Regions from separate parts of the Homo sapiens genome. Here region 2 is linked to region 1. Evidence: read pairs that join two places in POLR2A ChIA-PET (ENCODE). Cell type or tissue: IMR-90. All regions are shown on one strand. Links, peaks and the distances in the headings refer to the core of each region. The heading gives the core; the rest is flanking DNA. Region 1 overlaps RFPL4B (ret finger protein like 4B). Region 2 has its middle 220 kb from the start of RFPL4B.

What was found. Peaks named below come from ENCODE experiments on the same cell type or tissue, not always from the same donor. Only the 100,000 strongest peaks of a DNase experiment are listed, where the experiment ranks them.
Region 2: POLR2A ChIA-PET joins it to region 1 with 5 read pairs; 3 of 35 experiments call an interaction of 5 or more read pairs at or near these places.

Annotation. Positions count from the first base shown.
Region 1 is chr6:112,348,221-112,353,606 of GRCh38, reverse strand. RFPL4B (ret finger protein like 4B) reads right to left here. Exons shown (of 3, transcript NM_001013734.3): 2 at 4,286-4,414; 3 at 2,313-4,003. The coding sequence starts at 3,898. The coding sequence ends at 3,107. Among named protein-coding and RNA genes, the nearest start is that of RFPL4B, 3.6 kb to the right of the region's middle. In IMR-90, for the core only: no CTCF peak of the experiment used is centred there; no DNase peak of the experiment used is centred there.
Region 2 is chr6:112,560,574-112,565,959 of GRCh38, reverse strand. No RefSeq gene overlaps it. Among named protein-coding and RNA genes, the nearest start is that of RFPL4B, 220 kb to the right of the region's middle. In IMR-90, for the core only: no CTCF peak of the experiment used is centred there; DNase peaks (open chromatin) are centred at 2,389, 3,069 and 3,229; H3K27ac peaks cover 463 bases.

The DNA.
Region 1 (5,386 bases), core at 67-5,066:
ACTAGCCTCATGGGGTTTCTTTATCACATTAATGAAGACAGAGGTAAGTGTCCCAGAGCTGTCAGAGTGACTCTGTAGCCCTCAGGGATCCCTGTAGCCTTCAAGAGTGCAGGCCTATTCCAGTTCACTGTTCTCTCAGGCCCCTCATCCCTGTGGCCCAATTGTCTGCACTCCAGGCAGCAGGGGTGCAGGAAGAGAACTAAAAGTAGGCAAGGAGAGAGAACCAGCTGTCCCTTAAGGGAGGTTCCTAGAAGCTGCCATGCTAAGAGCTGAGATAGATGCATGCAGCATCTATACATACATTTTAGAGGCACAACTGAATCTGCCACCTATGAGAAGCAACAGCATTCCACCAAATTCTTAGCCAATATTTGCAGGCTGTCCAAAGACAGTAACCTCTTAAGGGGTAGAAGATTTCGCCATTTTTTCCTGGTTGCTTCCTATGAAAAGAGCAAGGCCTGCACAACAGCCTCTGTCTTACAGAAAGTTCTAAATCCCAATATTAAGGAGAATAAACATTTGGGTCATTACAATAAGCAGCCAGTTTCTTTTTTTTTTCTTTTTTTTTTTTTTTTTTTTTTAGTGTACTGTATTTCTGTCTTTATGTCTTTGGGGAATCACCACATTGGCTTCCACAATGGTTGAACTAATTTACACCCCCATAAATAGTATATAAGTATTCCTTTTTCTTCACAACCTCACCAGCATCTGTTACTTTTTGATGTTTTAGTTATAGCCATTCTGACTGGTGTGAGATGGTATGTCATTGCGGTTTTGATTTGCATTTCTCTAATAATCATTGATGTTGAGCTTATTTTCATATGCTTGTTGGCCACATGTGTTCTTTAGAAAAACTTCTGTTAGTGTCCTTTGCCACTTTTTAATGAGGTTGTTTGGTTTTTTTCTTGTACACTTAAGTTCCTTATAGATGCTGGATATTAGACCTTTGTCACATGCATAGTTTGCAAAATTTTGCTGTCATTCTTTAGGTTGCCTGTTCAATCTGTTGATAGTTTCTTTTGCTGTGCAGAAGTTCTTTAGTTTAATTTGATCCCATTTGTCCATTTTTGCTTTTGCTGCAATTGCCATCTTTGTCATGAACTCTTTGCCCATGCCTATGTCCTGAATGGTGTTGCCTAGGTTGTCTTCCAGGGTTTTTATGGTTTGGGGTTTTACATTTAAATCTTTCATCTATCTTGAGTTGATTTTTGTATGTGGTGTAAGGAATGGGTCTGGTTTCAATCTTCTGCATATGGCTAGCCGGTTATCCCAGCACTATTTATTGAAAAAGGAATCCTTTCTCCATTGCTTGCTTTTGTCAGGTTTGTCAAAGATCAAATAGTTGTGGGTATGTGGTCTTGTTTCTGGGTTTTCTAATCTGTTCCATTGGTCTATATGTCTGTTTTTGTACCAATACCATGCTGTTTTGGTATTGATACAAACTATACTACTGTAGCCTTGTGATGTCTCCAGCTTTGTTCCTTTTGCTTAGCTTTGGCTAAAAAATAGCCTTGGCTATTCAGGTTCTTTTTTGGTTCCATATGAATTTCAAAATAGTTTTGTCTAGTCCTGTGAGGAGTCTCAATGGTAGTTTAATAGGAATAGCATTGAATCTATAAATTGCTTTGGACAGTATGGCCATTTTAACAATATCGATTCTTCCTTTTAATGACCATGGAATGTTTCTCCATTTGTTTGTGTCATCTCTGATTTCTTTGAACAGTGGTTTATAGTTCTTGTAGAGATCTTTCACCTCCCTTAGTTAGCTACATTCCTAGGTATTTTATTCTTTTTGTGGCAATTGTGAATGGGAGTTCATTCCTGATTTGGCTGTCAGCTTGACTCCTGTTGGCATATAAGAATGCTAGTGATTTTTGTACATTTATTTTGTATCCTGAAATTTTGCCCAGTGTTAGGGAAGGGCAATGAGTCCCCTGAAATAAAGTTGTAGAGATCAAAAGAGAATAAAGAGAGGAAAATGGCTATCTCCCTACTCCCAGTGAAGTTGGAAAGAGAAGGGAAATGACAATTCTGGGTCTCTCTAGAAAGGAAGTCAAAGGCAGATTCCAGAACATGCTCAGACCCCAGCCCTTTTGGGGCAGTTGTAATCTCAGAAGTGGCTGACTCAGTAAATCAGAAAAAATACAACCCTAAGAGACCTGAATATTTTGAAAAGGAGCCATCATGAGTGTATAAGGATGACATATTGGAAATCACAGTCTGGGACCATGTAGCTGTGGTGGAGGAAGAGGGGTACCAACTTCAGACTGTATGTGAGAGACGGACCAAACAGCATAAACATGAACACATCCAATGCTTTATAAATTTATTTGCAAGAAAATAAATTCTACAAATAAAAAATCCAAAAGCAACCTTGAAAACAATTTTTGATGAATATGTGTTAGTTAACATGGTTGATAAGAATTCTTATAAATCACAATAGTCCAATTATTGAGATGGGTAAATGACACTTCCCATAAGAATATGAATCACCATTAACAATGCATTTTGGTCAAAGTTCTTTGTCTTTCAAGAAAACTTATGTGGCTGTGTTTCAAAGAAAATAAAAATGAAAAACTTAGTTCTTCCCCAATATCAGTTTGTCTCTCTGAAATTTCATGCTGTATCAACAAAATAACTCACACTGGCTGTTGAATTTTTCTTCCTCCTCAGACATTATCAGGAATTACACAAAACAGCTTGAAATAATGAAAAAGATATTGTCTATCCACAAAACCTAATATCTAGCTTACTTACAATCTAAGATTTCTCTATTTGTTATTTACTATAAGACAAAGGCATAGTATTGTCTCTAATTACCACAGCTGTTTGACTGAGATACAATTATCCGCATCTACAGACTAGAAAACTGAAGCTTACAGTACTTAATAACATCCCTAAAGACCCCAGTTACCTAGCTACAAATTCCACAAAATTTACCCCAAAAATCCGAAAATTGTTTTGCTACAAAGTCTACAAAATCTACTTTAAAAATTTACCAAGTCTTTGCACTATAGCACATTATCTCTTCCTCAATCATGCTGACCTTTCTCAGGCCAAAATTCTCTTTCACCTCTCAGAAAGCTTCTAGGAAGGGCTGACTTTCTCATGGGCAGATGGTCAGGACGTTGCCACTCTCCCCTTCTCCCAAGAGCTCAAGACAGAAGAATGGACACAAAAGCTCCAAAGAGAAGAAACCATCATGTGTATAGATGAGGACATTATTGTCAACATCAAAAAACTGGATTTCTTCTAAGTCAGCATCCAGGAAAATTCCCACACGGCGAAGGCGAGGGCTTGCAGGAATTCTCTCCAGGTGGGTGTTAGCATGGATTGCTCCTGCCTTCATGCTGATCCAGAAGCCATGCTCAGGGAATAAATCATTGCTCTTTCTGTCAGCCGGCTCCTTGCAGACGCCCAGGGACCATGACTTCACCTCTCCCACTTCAACCTCCCAGTAATGTTGGCCGGAGGAGAAGCAGGGAGTACCCAGGACACAGGCCAGCCTGGGATCTTTTGTCAGATCGTGGTGGATCTTCTTACACTGAGCGCTTCTTAGATCATTGGAGAAGACAAGGAGGGAGCTGGCAGTGGCTGCATCCAGGGTCACATCCTCCCGAAAATGCCGGAGCTCCTCCCTCACGTGCAGACTTTGCTCAAGTCGGCTATTGTGCTGCTTGGTCATAAGTGTTAGGACGCTCACTTGCCATTCTTCCAAAGCAGGTACCTTCACCACGTCTCGACACAAGGGGCACATCGCTCTAAAATCATGGTTTTCTAGTATATACCTCTGGATGCAATCAAAGCAGAACACGTGTGTACAAGAGAGAGAAATGGAACAGGAGAAAAAATCCAGGCAAACTGGACAGGACAACTCTGCTTGCAGGCGTTTGGCCATGGTTCTTAAGGGTTACTCCTTAGCCGTGAAGTAAACTGAAGTGATCCTTTATTGGCTTCTGGAAGCACTTGGGAGCCCTCAGTACACAATCCACTCTTCAATAGTCTAAATCCAAGATTAAATAATATAAATTAATAAATAAGTTATTGGCATACATAAATGAATTATATTATTTAATAAATAATAATAAATTTATTAACTAAGAAATTAAGAATAACAAAAAAATAATATTTCTGCAGTTTGTGTATGAAAGTGACACTAAATTGCTAGAGAATCACAGTAATGTAGTCATGGTGATAAAAATGATTTCGAAACTCTTCAAACTCTAGATAATCACAAGACAGAAATAGGACAGTGGAAACTTTCTTTTCAGACAGTGCAGCTTACCTAGTCTGAAGACTTCCAGGTGATGTGTTGGCTGCTCCGGCCAAAGTTTCTCCTAATGGGGGCTGAATTCAAGTGGGTCTTTAACAGAATCTCAGTATAGTCTCCACTCAGTATTTCTTTGTAGATCCTCTGCAGTTCAGGAAAAAGAATGTTCATGTCTAAATTCAATAATGAAAATAAAGCCAATTCTACATTAATCATCACAGAAAAGTGACTCTAAGGAATCCTCAGAATTTCCAGGAAAATTACCACATGTGAGTAAAGCCAGCAAAATCCACTGCAAAATGAGAAGCCCATAAAAGAATCAAGTTTAAGGACAAAGTGTTATTAGATGAAATGCTTTAAAGCACTCTAAGAAAACTAATTAAGGCTTGAATTAATGTGAATAAAAATATAATAGTCATCAACTTCTCCAAAATAATCATGCCTGAATACAAACCAAAAAGATGTTCCAGACAAGGAAGATGCCCTCCTGTTACCCCAACTGCTCCCAAAGCTTGAGAGCCTCTGGTGCTCCCAGAGGACTTCCCACCATGGCTATTATTCTTTGAGTGAGCTGTCTCTGACATGCTGGGCACAGCATATTGGACCAGGCTAGACCCATGACCCAAAGACAGCCTCGCAAAGCTGGACAGCACCTTTGAGATTATGTGAACAGAGGACTGTTCTCCAATAAGAGCCTGCACTGAGCAGTAACTAGCAGAACTCCTTACCAAGAACCCACAAATCACACATTCAGTGGTGACAGTAGTAACAGAATGAGGGACAGAAAGAGGAGCAGCATCAACATTACCAGAGAGAGGAAGTGATGAACACCGATGAGGCCAGCCTAAGACTGAGTTACTAGAACTGTCCTACATCCCAGAACACATTCTCTAATCTCTTTCCAACAAATACTTATTGAGCCCCTTCTGTGCTCTTGGCCTCAACTGGACTCTGGAAACACAAACGTGTGTAATAAACAGGGTATCTGCCCACATAAAACTTTGTCTTCCAAGTCCTGATCAGCATTCCAATCTCATGGTGCCTGGCTGGCGGACAACCAGAGATTACCTCTTTCTTAAATTCTGTTATCTTTTTCAATTTAATGGGAAATTTAAC
Region 2 (5,386 bases), core at 171-5,170, 210 kb before region 1:
CTTTCTCTCCCTAATGTTGGATTGTGGTTCTTTCTCACTTTGTTACAGTTGGTAGCTAGTCAGACATGAGCAGAACAGGAGACGGCTCCCCATGACACACACGTGCACGTGCACGCGCCACACACACACACACACACCAGGAATGTTAGGTGACCATCACGTGATGGTCAGGTGGTTGTGAGCTGTCTCTCTAAAATAATAATTTCCCAACATCAGGCAAAGACCTCCCAATAAACAAAAACACCTGAAACTATTGATCAGCAAAATGTCTCCCAATAAACCAAAACACCTGAAACTATTGATCAGCAGCTTCCTGATAAGATCTCAGGAGTTGGGTGAGTGGGCTCAAACATGCACATTAAGAGGCAAAATGGTGGAGTTTAACTGGTATATGACCTCCTAGGGACACTTGACTGGTAAGGGAAGAACACCTCAGGTAAGCATGGGTACAACTTCAGTAAACACACTGTGCATGCACACCTCCCAAGTGCTGGCAGACCACTACACATGTTAACACCCAGCCCAAGGGAAGAATCCGGAGAGAAGGGACACAAGACCGAGGAAATATGCCAACATATAAAACCCCAAGTCAAAAGGTCAAACTGCAAACTTGATCTCTCCAGTCACCCACATGGCCCTCTTCCAAGTGTACTTTACTTCCTTTCATTCCTGCTCTAAAGCTTTCTAATAAACTTTCACTCTTGCTCTAAAACCTGCCTCAGTTTCTCCTTCTGCCTTATGCCCGTCAGTTGAATTCTTTCTTCTGAGGGGCAAGAATTGAGGTAGCTACACACCTGTAAGAATTAGCTGCTGGTAACTTACTTTGGTGCCGTGTCTTGGATACATTCCACTGCTAACATACTATGGCACATTCATGACTCTGATATATTCTGCCACTAACAACTCAACTTTGTAAATGAAAACTTTGTAAACTTTTTCCTCAAATTACTGTATTTCAAGTGGGCCTTTGTTTCTTTATTGGTACCAGATTCATAGAGCCACACATTCTTTTTTTCTGATTTTACCCAATTTCTGTTTCTACCTGTTCAGTTCCATCCCTTCTTCATCTCCTTCATCTCTAATTTCTAAGAGAAGACCAAAAAAAAGTCCCTTTACCTAAATCCTAATAGAAGTCTCAAAATAGGAGCTGTCACTTAGATCACAGATTTCTTAGGTTACCTTGGCATAAGAAAGTTTGGATTTGAACACTTTCTGGGCCGGAAAACAAAATCATCTGCTGAGAAAGCTCACTTTATTTTCAAAAGTGTATATTTTATATTTTTAATTCAGCAAAACTTTTCTCCTTGTAGGTACTATACATTGGTTTTAGACCTAACTCTTTGGGACTGTAGAGAATATGCATATTGAGTTCTCATATTTTCTTAATTACAGGAATAAAATCACATTCGTGGAGGGCCTGCTAATTGCCATGTGCCGAACAAGATGCTCTCTCTCCACTTATCACAGAGCCTAGGGGTGTTGTTGAGGCAATACTGGGTAGGTGGTAGGTAGGTGACGGATCACAGATCTGGTCACTGTTTTCTCTGCCTTCAAATCATATGCTTCCTCCCTGAAGCCAGACTATTTCTCTTCAAATACTTAAAAATAATGATCTTACCTCCCATTCCATTTTTTTCTTCTTTGAGTTAAAAGTATACAGTGGCTTAACCATTCCTTATTTACCATAACATTATTTATAATTGCTTTTTCCATTTGGCCACTATATGCTATATGTGCTTATTTACAAAAAATATTTCTCTTATTTTTTGTGTGTTCAGAACTGAATGCAGTACACCCAGACCAACACCTGTTTGTTTTACTTGCTGCCTTCTCAGCAAACTGCCTGAAGGTGTCCACTTTTTGAAACGCACATCATACTTTTAACTCATGCATTAATGAAAACCTCCCATTCTTTTCTATGTCTACCCCAATCCACAATTTTTTATTTAGATTTTCAACATGAACTCCAACCAATGTGTTGTTTTTCCTTTTAGTATTCCCTGCATCAGTTCTAAACTGTTCTTCTAGCCCCTGAGACCTCTCTACATTCTCAGTCTCTGTACTGTTACTGTCCCAAAGCCAAGCAGCTTTCTTTTCATCTGAATATATCCCCAAATTCAAATAAACATCAGGTTGACCACAAAAGCCTTGTAGAAAAAGTATCTGAAAGGAAAACTTTCTTAAAATCATTACTAAAAGCATCTTCCTTCCCCCGAATGTTACACACCTGGAAAGTATTTAAAATCTCACTTTCTGTCCCTTAAGAATTCACTCCTGGCCCATACAACTATAATTTACTTCATGCAAATCCCTGCCCCTCTCTACGAGGTTATTTACCCACTGACATTCCTTCACCGCCCATCACCTACTGTGTAACCTTGGCTTCATCCCACTCTAACTGCTTTTCTCATGATGTCACTTCTCTGGAATCCTGAAGAATGAAGCCCCTATTGACCCAGCATTATACCAAATACTGCAATGCTCTTTCCTAGCCTCTTCTCATGTGCAAATTTGATGAGCATGTCTTATATTTTTATCCAAGTCAAAGCTAAAGGTTTGTGTAGTTATTTAAAACCAATGTCACTCCTAAAAAGCATAAGAAAAGTTTAACCCTACAATAATATGTATCCATTTATAATAACCGTATAAAGTCAAAGCCATACAAAGAAAAGGAAGCAATTGAAGCTTAAGTAATTATAGTCTGAAAACGTTACATTTGGTGCTCAGCATTCTAGCAGCAAGAGCAAACAAGAGAACGATTCTAAATACTATAATTTCCAATATCTGCCAAAAGAAAACACACCATTCTTTGGGAGAAATAAACATTTTCCTCACACAGTGAGACTTAATAAAAGTATTCTTTGTGACAGCCCAATGGATTTTAAGCTCCTTAAAAGCAGGGACTATTTTTAGTCCCCTCCTGTATACTAATCTCCCCCTGATTTCTACTGTGCTTAGGAAGAGAATATTATGCTGGTAATATGTGTTGTTTGACAAGGACATTAGTCAAGTGGCTTTTTCTCATTTGTGGAATAAACACGGGAAAAGATAGTTACAGCTTATGAATGCAGAAGTTGTGAAAGAAGTAAACATGTTGAATAGTAATATGAGATACTTTAAATAGGCCAAACTGATAAGAGAAAAACGTCATACTTTACAGAAATAGAAAAAGAACGGAGGAGTGAAAGAGTCAATTATGACAGGCACAAATTGGAGTGAGTACAGAAGGAAACATGAAAGCTTTCAAGGTTGGGGACCAGCAGAAGTTACACAGGGCAGGAGCATGTTAAGCTGTGATGCCTTAAATGGCATGCACAGTCAACATCCATTCATTTGTGGGTAGTCTGTTTAAAGAGTTCATTTGACCCAGTTACCATGGTGCTCGACTTTGTCCATCCTCCCACACCGAGTTGAAATACTTTTATTTATAAAAACTATGATGTTGGACTAAACAACACATCCTTGTTGGGTACTCATTGGATTTTAATGAGCATCTGGGCAGACCCTGGGAGAGAGCTGTGTTCTCACAGTGCAAGGGCAGGCTCGATGCTTTCAGCTGTTGGCACCACTCACAGTAGATAGTGTTCTCAAGAGAAAGAGTGTTAGTAAACCTTCATTTGTGTGTGTGTGTGGCTGAAGAGAATTGGCTGCAAAAGAGAAATTCAATTCTCTTATTTCTGAAAGCAGTAAAGAAGTTTCCAAATGACTTCCTTTAATGCATTTGGTAAGTTGCCCTCAAAGACTATTGTTTGAGCATCTCAAAATACAGGCTTAGAAAATCCCCCTTAATAACTGTCATTACAAATAACCTGTTTAATATTTGCAAAGGATGAGTTTATTAACAAATTTCACTACATCCAATATTTGGTAATAATATAGTACCCCTGAGAAATCCTGGGGAGAAGAGGATGAAGAATGAGGAGTTTCAATGGGAGTGGATATAAACTATCCAAATGAAAGCTATTTTAAAAAATGTCCTTGACCACTCCACCAGCAACATTAGAGACCTTGATGGGGTTCACTTTGCTTTCCCAGGAAGAAAAGAATCAAATATAGCTAGAGTAACTACTGGTAGTAAGATATTCACAAACATCTAACTCATTCCATAACTCTGTATATTCTCTTCCCTTCACCTAGAATACCTTTCCCTTCTTACTCTAGTCCCTGTTTTTGTTTTTTCCTTAAACTCTTACTCATCCCTCAAAATTCAGCTCAGTTTTTACCTGCTCTATAAAGCTTTACTCAGGCATCCTAGGCAAAACTTGTTTCTCCCATTTTCGTGTTAAGTATTAGGCATTGCCAGACCATTTTTCTTAGCTCAATTGAAGGTCTTACATCTACTCTAACTTCCACTTAAAGATCTATTGGATTATGAAATATTTTAGAACGACTATTTCTTATTGATTTTGTATTCCCACTCCTAGTATAGTGTTTAATATTTATGAATGAATAAATGAATGAATGAAAAACAAAGCAGGACAAAGAAGAGCAAGGCAAATAAAGCTGAAAAGACTGGACAAAAGAAGAAAGAGAAACAAATGGCACAGGCTGAATATAAGACTAAAAACTATTAGATATTAAAGATTGTTAGAGGTTTGTAACCTCAGGAGAACCAGGCTGGGGCAAGAAAAGACAGACAGTAGAAACATGATATTAAAGAAAATCAATCTATATCACAAACAAAAAGAAGAGGGACAGTGGAGTTAGAAAGATCTTTTGAAAGCCTAGAAATAGAAAGCACTGGGTTAGGGCAAGGCAGAGTCTAAAATGTCAGACTTTTAAGAGCTCCTTATAGGACCCAAATTGGAATCCCACAAGACATAGTGGTGTATTCGGATCCTAAAATATTGCTTTTCTCCAGAAATTACTGATGAAGACCCACGCAGAAGAACTTTGGAAGTTTAAAGAAAATTGATACTTACAATAGGAAAGCTGTTAGTTCCAAGACAAGACAATATGGTATTAAACCTTTATTTAGTGCCTGTGTTGCTGTGAATTAAGGATGGAGTGGCCAATGAGAAAGACGCTTAGTTCACAGGCATTGGCCTGCACTAGGAAGTCTGCCCAGCTCTGAAAGGTTCACTTGTACATGCACAAGCCCTGTGCCACATGGGGTCTCCCTTCTCTAAATTCTTGTGGCAAATGGTATCATCTCATTCACGTCTTGATTCTCTACCAGATTGTAGTTTACTCAGAAAAAGGAACTATTACTGTGCTTCTGGAACCAATCTTGGCATGAAATTGATAGCTGTTTTCTATTGATTGGTTGAGTATTATGCTAGTTTTTTACTGGTTGAGTTTAACCATATAAGTAAGTTAGCACTCAAAGTCTAAATTTCAGCCCTTTGAGATCATTTATTTTAACTGCTTAGTCTCTGTCCCTAAT